Regions from separate parts of the Homo sapiens genome. Here region 1 is linked to region 2. The links are chromatin contacts, found by Hi-C or POLR2A ChIA-PET in ENCODE. All regions are on one chromosome and are shown on one strand. Each heading gives the region's core, a stretch centred on a gene start or an enhancer-like site at or near the end of the contact. The rest is flanking DNA. Distances are from core to core; before and after follow the strand shown. Region 1 holds the start of ASGR2 (asialoglycoprotein receptor 2). Region 2 holds the start of PHF23 (PHD finger protein 23).

Region 1 (5,458 bases), core at 2,808-5,307, 120 kb after region 2:
AGTGAATTCAGGAAAGCCAATAGAAAAACTGGTAAAGGATATGAAAAGGCAATTCATGCAGGAGGAAACCCAAATGATTAATAAATCGATGAAGAAATGTTCAAACCCACTGTTAGCCAGAAATGCAAAATAAAAGAACAAGGATATGGCATCAGCTTGGCAACAATTGCGATGTTAATAATATCAAGCGACAAAGCCAAAAAGAGAACCCTCGTATACTGCTGGTGGGAGTGTGAACTGGCAGAGCCATTCTGGAAAACAGTCTGGCAGTCCTGAGTGGAATTAGGTATGGCAATACTCTGCGAATGAGCAATACCATTCGGGGATATAGTTTCCTTCCTTCCTTCCTTCCTTCCTTCCTTCCTTCCTTCCTTCCTTCCTTCCTTCCTTCCTTCCTCCCTCCTTTCCTTCGTTTCTCTTTTCTTTTCTTTCATTCCTTTTTTTTTTTTTTTTTTTTTTTTGAGAAAGGGTCTTGCTGTTGCCCAGGCTGGAATGCTGTGGTGCGATCATAGTTCACTGCAGCCTTGAACTCCTGGCCTCAAGTGATCCTCCCAACTCCAGCTTCCCAAGGTGTTGGGATTACAGGCCTGAGCCACCATACCTGGCCTGGATACAGTTTCAAGAGAAATTCTCACCTAGGTCCACATGGGAACACGATGAGGACATCAGTCGTCATGTTAATTGTGATAGTTGTTGGCAACAACCTGAGTTCATTATTAGGGGAAATAAACTGTGATGGATACACACCATTGAATACTGTGCAGCAGTTCATAGCAACAAACCAGATAAACAAATAGCAATGTAACAATCCATTGTAACAAATAGCAATACAAATAGCTCTAAAAAATTTCTTGTTGAGTGAAAAAGATCAGAAACAAATGAGATATATGAAAGTTCTGTGTATGTAAATACAGAACAGATAGACATGCAAACCCCATCACATATTTTATAAGGGTACCTACATATTTAGTAATATATATTGTTTCAGCTATCTACCGATGCATAATAAACCACCCCAAAGCTCCAGTGGCTTAAACCAACTGTTTTTTCTTAAGATTCTCTGGGTCAGAAATTTGGGCAGGGCTAGGCTGGGCGGTCCACGGGGTATTGGTTGGAGTGAAACACTTGGATACAATCAGCTGGTGACTGGGCTGCCCTGGAAACTCCCAGAAGACTTTGCTCACATGTCTGGGGCCTCAGTGCACCTCTGTGTGGCCTCTTTCTCTCTCCATGTGCTGTCTTATCCCCCAGGACTCTCTCTGGCAGGATAGTTGGACTTCCTCATAGCATGGTGACTGACTTCCAAGATTGAAAACTGAAGCTACCAGGTTTCTTGAGGTCCAGGCCCAGAACTGGCAGAGTGTCATTTCTAGTGCTTTCTGTTGGTCAAGGCAAGTCACAGGGCCAGCCCAGACTCAAGGGGAGGGGAAACAGACTCTACCCCTGGCTGAGTGGTGTGACTTGCACATGTGGTGAGGGGAGAAATTGATGGGCACCATCTGTGGGGACTGTCAGGGCACTCAGACTTCTGGCTGCCTATAGAGAGTAGAGAGTATAGAATTAGTGAGGGGAAACAGGATGGGAGCTAGGGAAGAACGAAACAGGACAAAGGTTTAGCTCAGACCTCTGAGGAAGACCTAGTGTCATGAAGTAAGGAATATGACCAATCTAACCTTTGTGTCTGAGGTACAAATAAACCCCAAATCAAAATCAACCAAATAAGGCCGGGCGCGATGGCTCACGCCTATAATCCCAGCACTTTGGGAGTTTGAGATGGGCGGATCACCTGAGGTCAGGAGTTCAAGACCAGCCTGGCCAACATGGTGAAAATACAAATAATTAGCCGGGCGTGGTGGTGCATGCCTGTAATCCCAGCTACTCAGGAGGCTGAGGCAGGAGAATCACTTGAACCCGGGAGGTGGAGGTTGCAGTGAGCTGAGATCGCGCCATTGCATTCCAGCCTGGGTGACAAGAGTGAAACTCTGTCTCAAAAAAAAAAAAAAAAAAAATCAATCAAAGAAAATAGGATTCCATAACCCAAAACAGAAAACCTCCAACAATATGGAAACTTCAGAAATAGTCCAAGTACATGTTAACTTCTAAGTTAAAATGATTTTCAAATAGGGAGAAAGAGAAGGACGCAGATGAGTCTGGCTTTCTCTGTCCCTTCTCTCCCTGTAGTGCCGTGAGTGGGGGTGTAAGTGACAAGCCCTGAAACGTGGAATTGGTTCAGTCAAAGGGGTGGCCAATGAGGATGGCCCCATCCCTGGTTGGCAGTTGGCAAAGCTTGACATGCAGTAGACAATCCATCTGTGAAGCTCTTACCTGTATCTCAGGACTAAATCCACATGCCCCTTAAGATGGGGGCTTCACAGCAGTGTTGTTCAGACTTTGAGTTGTGACCCATTAATGGACTGGGAAACTCAACAGAAGGCACGTAGTAAGGTGAGCATTGTCCCATCAAACTTTAGTGTCAACCGTGTATTTCCAAACGCATTATTCTATTCACTCACTCACTCAGTAGATACTTGTTGAGCAGCTACTGTGTGGCAGGCACTGGGGATCCAGGAGAAAGTAACACATACAAATGCACCTGTGTGTGCGGGTGCTTGTGTGTATGTTCTGGATCACAGCATGAAATTCGTCTCTCGCTGTGGGCTGCAGTCAGAGAGCCCAGCGGCTGCTGCTGCCTGGTGGCTGGGTGGGAATGTCAGGGTACTGGGGGGGTGGCTACTTCCCATGTGGGTCAGCAAGTTACAAGAACAGAAAAGGCCTCTGTTTGAATTCCTTTTCGGCACCCGGGGAAACGAGCAGCTTTATAAGAAACCCTGCCCGTAGCCATCCGCCCAAGTTTGGTGAGGGTCAGAAAATCATGCACAAAAACTGTGTTTTCTTTCCCGAGCTATTGTTAGCGCAAGTGTAGACAGTCAGCCACGTTCCTTGCTTCATGGAAGCCAGTCTTCCTCGTAGGACCATGAAGACCTTTTCTTTTCTTTTTCTTTCTTTCTTTTTTTTTTCTTTGAGATGGAGTTTCTCTCTTGTTGCCCAGGCTGGAGTGCAATGGCGCAATCTTGGCTAATGCAACCTCCGCCTCCCAGGTTCAATCGATTCTCCTGCCTCAGCGTCCTGAGTAGCTGGGATTACAGGCCCCTGCCACCACGCCCGGCTAATTTTTGTATTTTAGTAGAGACAGAGTTTCACCATGTTGGCCAGGCTGGTCTCGAACTCCTGACCTCAGGTGATCCACCCACGTCGGCTTCCCAAAATGCTGGGATTACAGGCGTGAGCCACCGTGCCCGGCCAGACCTTTTGTTATGATGTTATTTTCCCCTCTTTACTCCATTTTGCTTTGCCAGTTTCTCTACTCACCTGGGCCACCACCTAGAGCAAGTTGCCTCATCTCTCCGAGGCTCCGCTTCCGAACCCTGTGAAATGGGAGTAACAGAAGTCCTGCCTCGTGGGGGTGTTGTGCTGTGATAAATGAAGAAACACCTTGGAGAATTTAGGGCAGTGGCTGGGCCTGAGGACAGTGTTTGTGTTGCCTGGGCTGGGGCAGGGTCTGGGCCGGACGGGGCTCTCTGAGGTTGGATTCCTCCTGCGAGGAGAGCTGTTTTTCTGCAAAGCCCCTTCCTCCTCCTGCTGAAGCTTCTGGATTTGAGAGGCTTTACTCTCCAGGAGAGTGAAGCGAGTTGGGCCAGAGCTGAGAGTCTGGTGGCCGAGCCCACAGGAAGCTGGGGTCTGTGGTTCAGATGCCGGATTGGGCAAGAGTAGAGAACTGGTCGCTGTGATCCTGGTCAGGGATATTTGGAGACACCCACAGTTCTGGTAAATTCGGAGGCAGGAAGTGAGAGGGGGAGGGAGAGAGGGAAACGGCAAACTGCACCCCAGCCCCTCCTGGCCTGGCACCCCTTCCAAATGGTGCAATGAGTGGGGTGAGTGGCGTGTGGAGTTGAGCGCAGCCCAGGGGACCCCCCTCTCTGGGAATAAGAACAGAGATAGCCCCGTCCCCTGCCCCCACCCCACAAATGAGTTACAGCTCTGTTTCCTCTTCTGTTTACTGTCCAAAGTCCCAGGCCAGGAGGTGCCAGGTTAGAGCTTGGACACTCAGACCCTCCAGTGCAGGCCTTGCCCGGACCAGCCCCTCCTCCACTCTCCTCTCCCCTGTGAGCTCCACCTGCCCCAGTTCTCCTGGCTTTAACCCCTCCTTGGCCAAGGCCAGGGTTGCCTGCGGGAGCCAGGTGTCCGCTCTCCACACCTTTCACAGGTAACTGAGGCTGGGGAGGCAACTGGGACGAGGATGCTTGGGAACAAGGAGGCCTTGGTTCAGGGATGGGGAGGACCCCATGGGAAGCTGTGGGTGGTCGGGTCCATGAGCGTGGGGAGGGGTCTCCTGGCCAGGTCAAGGCCCAAGCGGTCTCCTGAGAAGGGAAAGGACCCAGCGGGATTTCAAACCTCATCCCAAACGCCCTGCCAACCTCAGATCCTACCCAGGCCACCACCCCGAACCCCTCCGACCCTGCGTTCCATCCCACCATCAACCTCCACGTGAATCTGCACCTCTGCCCCAGCCCCAGCCCTCAGAGCAACCTCAGCCCAGCCCAGCCCAGCTCCAGCTCCAGCTCCAGCCCGGGCCCCATCATGGCCAAGGACTTTCAAGATATCCAGCAGCTGAGCTCGGAGGAAAATGACCATCCTTTCCATCAAGGTGAGGGGCCAGGCACTCGCAGGCTGAATCCCAGGAGAGGAAATCCATTTTTGAAAGGCAAGTGTGCAGTTTCTGCGGCTTTGCTCCCCCTCTGTCTCAGCTCATGATTGCTCTGTCCCTTTGAGGTCTCTGCCGCACCCACTCTGTGAACAGGGACTGAGGAGGGCCCGACACCCCCGCTTGTTCCCTCACCTCACCTTCCTGTCTACCCCAGGACCCCAGGAAAGGCATGTGCCAGAGGTGTGGGGAGATCTGGAAGATAACTGCCTGCCCTTCTCCTCCCAACCCAAGAACACATGTGCCTCGTATGTGCGTGTGCACGTATGTGCATATGAGGAATGCAGATTCAGCTGGGACTCTGTGTGTGTGTGTGAGTGAATGTTGTGTGTGTGTATATGTGCGCGAGAGCGTGCATATGTTGTGTGTGTGTATGTCGTGTATGTGAGAGGGTATGTTGTGTGTGAGAGTGTGTTGTGTGTGTATGTTGTGTGAGTATATGTTGTGTGTATCTTGTGTGTGAGTGTATGTTGTGTGTTGTGTGTGTATCTTGTGCATGTGTGTATGTTGTGCGAGTGTATGTTGTGTATGTGAGTGTGTGTATGTTGTGTGTATGTTGTGTGTATGTATGTTGTGTATGAGTGTGTGTATGTTGTGTGTGTGTACGTTGTGTATGTTGTGTGTGTGTTGTGTGTGTGTATTGTGTGAGTGTATGTATGTTTGTGTGTTGTGTGAGTGTTGTGTATGTTGTGCGTG
Region 2 (5,190 bases), core at 2,531-5,030:
GCTTCGTCCGGGGCACTGACGTGGACAGGTTAAGCGGGCGCTGCCCCCAGGTGGCTGGCGCCCCGACCTCCGCTGTCCGGGAAGGCGTCGGTCCCCCTCCCAGCTGTCGCCCAGCCGGCCCCGCCTCCCCGGCGCCCTCCCAAGCCGGCCCTACTTCGCGCACCCGCCACGTGACGCTCCGCCCTCTTTGAGATCACATGATTTAACTCAAGTCCCGCAGTGTTCCTCCGCGCTGGCGTAGTCCCTACCTTTCCAACCTCCTCTCCAGTCCCTATTGGTCTACTCATTTTGGCACTTAAGCGTTCTGTAGATCTCTCCAAACATCTGTTTTCTTTTTGACTTCTTATTTCTGGAGATCATCTCCGCCACTTGGGTACTACTTTGTTTTGGTGTCAACGGCCGCCTTCAGCGTAGCAACACGGTTCGTGAATAGCTAACCTTGTAATTGTCCCTGCTGTTCCTCTACGTTGTTAACGAAAGGAACTTGGAGAACCAAGTCTCGTATGATGATTACCATCTTTTACTCCTCTTCAGCCCCAGCTTCCTTGAGGGGACGGTTGGGGAATAGGTTTAGAGTAATTTTCGATGAGCAAAAGCCAACCGTCTTTGCTACGTCGCCTGCGTAGCCCACAAATTGATTCCAAAGCGATTACGCTAATGGCGTGAGGGGGCCGGTCAGTTGGTGGTGCTACGCTAGCAGCGTTAGCGCCGCTGAGGTAGTGGCGTATCTTAGCGGGGGGGGCAGTCCCCGATAGTCGGGGGCGGGGTTGGTGAATAGGGAAGTGGCGCAAATTCGTGGATCGCTCCGCTGAATCCGCCCGCGCGTCGCCGCCGTCGTCGCCGCCCCCCGTCCCGGCCCCCCTGGGTTCCCTCAGCCCAGCCCTGTCCAGCCCGGTTCCCGGGAGGATGAAGTTCGTGTACAAAGAAGAGCATCCGTTCGAGAAGCGCCGCTCTGAGGGCGAGAAGATCCGAAAGAAATACCCGGACCGGGTGCCGGTGAGGACAGTAGCCAGGGCCGAGGGCGCGGGACGCTTACGCTGACGCCACAGCCTGGCCTTGGATCGGGACAGGCAGCGCAGGGATCAGGCTGCTGGCTGTGGTGGGGTTGGCAGCGAGCCTGAAACTGCTGTCCTTGGGACCCAGGATGAAAGGAGTGGGGTAGTGGTGGATGTGGGGTTGAGAGGGATGTGGACAGGAGAGAGAAACCTTAGCATTTGAGGCCTTAGAGAGTTTGACAGCCTGAGCTTCAAATGGTCATCCCCCCAGCTAGCTAAGGTTGCGAGATTGAATCACTAGTCGACCCAAACAAGTCACCTCCGTCTGATTAAGATAGTTGTTTATGGTGACGCCCTATTGGGGGATGGATCCTGGATATTTAAATGAGCTCCAGTCAGTGAGGTCAGGATCTCTGGGACTCAGTGCTGCACCGCGTGTACAAAGACAAAGAGATGAATCTGGGGTAGATTTAGGTGCTAGGAATATTGTTTCTTGAGTTCTTGACAGGTGCAGCTTCGGGGCTGCATTCCTTCTGTCTCCTAATTTTCATCTCTTTATCAGGTGATAGTAGAAAAGGCTCCCAAAGCTCGGATAGGAGACCTGGACAAAAAGAAATACCTGGTGCCTTCTGATCTCACAGGTGGGAACCTGATCCAAGACTCAGGCTTGCTTCCTGTGGGTGGGAGTGCAGTCTCTGCGGGAGGAGGCTCCACCTAGCAGCTGTTCTTTTGAGGGCATTTTTGACCTCTGTGACTTTCTTGCATCTTGTATCTTTTGCAGTTGGTCAGTTCTACTTCTTGATCCGGAAGCGAATTCATCTCCGAGCTGAGGATGCCTTGTTTTTCTTTGTCAACAATGTCATTCCACCCACCAGTGCCACAATGGGTCAGCTGTACCAGGTATGGTGACTGGGAAGTGGTGGAGGCTTTGGAGAGGAATCTTGGAAGAGCGTGAGGGGAAGAAAGTGTTGTTACATCAGTAGTTTTGGACTAGCTTCCTGGCTTGCCTTAAAGTTTCATAATAGCCGTGGGTTGGGGGTTTGGACAGAACAGTAGGAGTAGAGAGAAGGAAAGAGAACAGTGAGCTAGAGAAACTATCTGTTCGGGACTCTTCCCAGTCCCCCTCCCCATTCCAAAGCAGCAGAAAACAGTTTGAGGCCTTTTTGCCCAGGACTGCAGAGATTATACTGCTCGTGTGGTAGGCCTTGGAGTCAGTGAAGGAGTCAGGCAATGGTTTGTGGTTCTAGAAGAACGTGTCTGGGTCGTGGTTGGTTTAAGTTACTGGAGCCCAGTTGCTGAACAGTTTTCTGCTTTCATCCCAGGAACACCATGAAGAAGACTTCTTTCTCTACATTGCCTACAGTGACGAAAGTGTCTACGGTCTGTGAAGCTGCTGCCCCTGAGCTGGAGGGGGGTCTCATTCTACAAAGAGAGAGGTGGCCCCCCTTTCTTGACCTCCTCCTCCTTCAAGCTCAAACACCACCTCCCTTATTCAGGACCGGCACTTCTTAATGTTTGTGGCTTTCTCTCCAGCCTCTCTTAGGAGGGGTAATGGTGGAGTTGGCATCTTGTAACTCTCCTTTCTCCTTTCTTCCCCTTTCTCTGCCCGCCTTTCCCATCCTGCTGTAGACTTCTTGATTGTCAGTCTGTGTCACATCCAGTGATTGTTTTGGTTTCTGTTCCCTTTCTGACTGCCCAAGGGGCTCAGAACCCCAGCAATCCCTTCCTTTCACTACCTTCTTTTTTGGGGGTAGTTGGAAGGGACTGAAATTGTGGGGGGAAGGTAGGAGGCACATCAATAAAGAGGAAACCACCAAGCTGAACTGAATTTTGCCTTGTGTTGCTCCCCTCGTCCCGCTGATTTTAAGTCTTTCCAAGGTGTCAGTGGGTTTCAGTGGTGGGGAAAGAAGAGTACTGGGTACAAGCTGGAGGGATAGAAGTATATTTTGGTTTATTCTGTTCATGTTGGGCTTTTCCCTGTCTGCAAAAAGAGGGTGCTTTTGTTGTGATGGAATGGAATACTGAGGATTATTTCTTGAAACTTTAGTTTTATAACACGCATGTGAAACTAAATGTTAAAAATGCTCATGTAAAAAAAAATTTTTTTTTACTGTGGGTTCCTGTGGAGAAAGTTCCGAAGTACCTGCTTTAGGTGAACATCCACATTTGCTAGAACATTCTAACTAAGATATTTTCATGTGTGCAAGCTAGTAAAACGGCTGTTCTCAGTTGCATGTCACTTGGCTAGACTTTTGCCGGTGTGTGGGATCCGGCAGAGTGGAATCAGGGAGGGAGAAGACTGGGAGCGGGAGCCATTATCGCCAGGAATACTTCAACTCCCAGCAATCATTTCTCCGGCAGGCCGGAAGTGGGGCGGTCCTCCTGGGGAGAAAGAAGCTGCAGAACGAGGCAGTATGGTGGCCGAGAGTTCTAATCCCTTCTTCCTCTTCTTTCTTGGTCCCGCCCAGCCTACATCTCCCAGGGGCCTGCGCGCGCACTTCCGCTCTCCCCTCCGGCTCCTGGTCTCCCCGCCGCTCCCCGGGGGAGGGGAGCGGCTTGGTGCGCCTGCGCCAGCCTGTGGCTTTCTGGGAATCAAAGTTCCGGAGGTTCATGCGGTCCCTTTTCCGCTGTTCCCGGACGGACTACAAAACCCTTGGTGCACTGCGCCTCGGCGCCGGCGGGGGGAGGAGGGAGAGAAGAGGAGGGAGGGAGGAGAGAGGAGGTGGAGGAGGAGGAGGAGGGAGCAGGCGGCCGGCGGCGCGGGGGGAGGGGGCCCGGTCCGGGAGTGCGGGAGGCAGTGGTAGAGGGAGGTGGCGGCAGCGGCTAGCGGACTCGAGTCTCAACCGGGCTGAGGCGGACACTTCTGTGGAGCGAAGCAGTGGGAGCATCGAGCACTAGAGGCGGCACCGGGATCCCCGGCTCCGGGGAGGGGGGCGCCGGACCGGGAGGAGGGGAGGGGGCGATGCTGGAAGCCATGGCGGAGCCCAGTCCCGAAGGTGAGCTCTCGACCGGTGCAGAGCGCTGAGCCGGCGGGGGGCGGGCGAGGAATCAATTGGCAAACTTGGAGGTCGAGCCCCGGAGCCCAGCGGGGGAGTTCGGGGAGGGGGTCGGGAGGCTGGCCCTGGAGGTGGGAGAGCGACGAGTTGAGAGACCTTGGAGAAAGAGGAGTGGGAAACTGGGCTGGGGTAGTTGGAGATCAGACGGTGTGGGGGTGCGGGGGATAGGAGCTTGAAACCCGGAGCCTCGGGGGTTAGGGCCCGAAAGGGCCACCGGCAGATTGGGGCCCTGGAACTGGAAGGTTAGGGGAATCCAGTGGCCGGAGAGTTGCTCAGGAGGGAGGACGTAGAAGAGGCTGAGTGAGGGGCCCGGTAGTTCGCCGAGGTGGGGTAGTTTGTGGCGGTGGTACCGGAGCTCCGAGTAGTTGCCGCCGGAGAATGCCCGGTGATTGTCGGAGAGGTGGGCAGGTAGTTGTGGGGAGAAGAGGGGGTCTGGGTATTGTCTACGGCAGACGGACCTGTACCGGGGGGTAGTTGTGGAGAGAGCGAGCCAGGAAGCGAGGCGAGCTGGGTAGTTGTAGGGGGTGGTGGGGCGGGGTGGGGGGGGTTAAGACCGGCGACTTGTCGGGCGGGGGGGTAGGGTTGGTCCGCGAGGGTTAAGAGCCTGGGAGTTGCTGAGGGTGAGGGGGGCATCGGCGGCAGCAGCGGTGGCTGCTGTGGAGAGAGAGAGAGAGTGGCTGGTTGGGGGGAAGGGGCCAGAGTTGAGGGGTCCATAGCCTAGTAACTGGGTGGTGAGTACGGGGGCGGAGGGGGGGGCGGCGGCCGGAGAGGGCTAGGAACAGGGCCGGGGGGCCCGGTGGGGAGCCCGAAAAGCTGGAGACGGGGAGGGGCCAAAGCCCCGGATGGGGGCGGAGGGACGGCGAAATTGTGGGGAGCGCGGTATGGGCGGGGGGGGGGGGGCAGGTGGGGGCCGCGTCCGGGTTAGAGCTCCCGGGTCTGTCCCGGCCGTGAAGTAGCGTTGGATGCGTGTGCCTGTGTGTGTCTGGGGTGGGGGTGAGGGGCGCGCCGGGCCGCGTGCTCGAGTAGAAGGGGCCGGAGGGCGGGGAGCGGTTCGGCGTGGTCATCCTGGACCCTGGGGGCTGGCGGGCGGCGTGTGCGGTCTCGGAGGGCCCGAGGCGGTGGAGCGCGGCCGGGTAGGA

Evidence for each region. A loop is a pair of places that touch in the nucleus more often than their neighbours do. ChIA-PET counts read pairs that join two places held with the same protein, here RNA polymerase II (POLR2A). Pooled maps may share reads with other maps.
Region 1: POLR2A ChIA-PET joins it to region 2 with 11 read pairs in HepG2. The contact joins the promoter of ASGR2 here to the promoter of PHF23 in region 2. A Hi-C loop is called at or near these places in 2 of 50 pooled maps. POLR2A ChIA-PET finds 5 or more read pairs at or near these places in 2 of 52 experiments (GM12878 and HepG2).

What each region holds. Positions count from the first base shown.
Region 1 is chr17:7,113,421-7,118,878 of GRCh38, reverse strand. It overlaps ASGR2 (asialoglycoprotein receptor 2), which reads left to right and starts at 4,057. Exons shown (of 9, transcript NM_001201352.2): 1 at 4,057-4,264; 2 at 4,569-4,762. The coding sequence starts at 4,639. RefSeq lists an enhancer at 3,119-3,905.
Region 2 is chr17:7,238,047-7,243,236 of GRCh38, reverse strand. PHF23 (PHD finger protein 23) reads left to right here and starts at 3,780. Exons shown (of 5, transcript NM_024297.3): 1 at 3,780-3,991. The coding sequence starts at 3,958. GABARAP (GABA type A receptor-associated protein) reads left to right here and starts at 788. Exons shown (of 4, transcript NM_007278.2): 1 at 788-996; 2 at 1,558-1,636; 3 at 1,777-1,895; 4 at 2,318-3,229. The coding sequence starts at 907. The coding sequence ends at 2,383. RefSeq lists silencers at 26-135, 726-915, 3,513-3,652, 3,703-3,882, 5,033-5,190 and enhancers at 528-1,079, 1,080-1,631, 3,313-3,402, 3,530-4,179.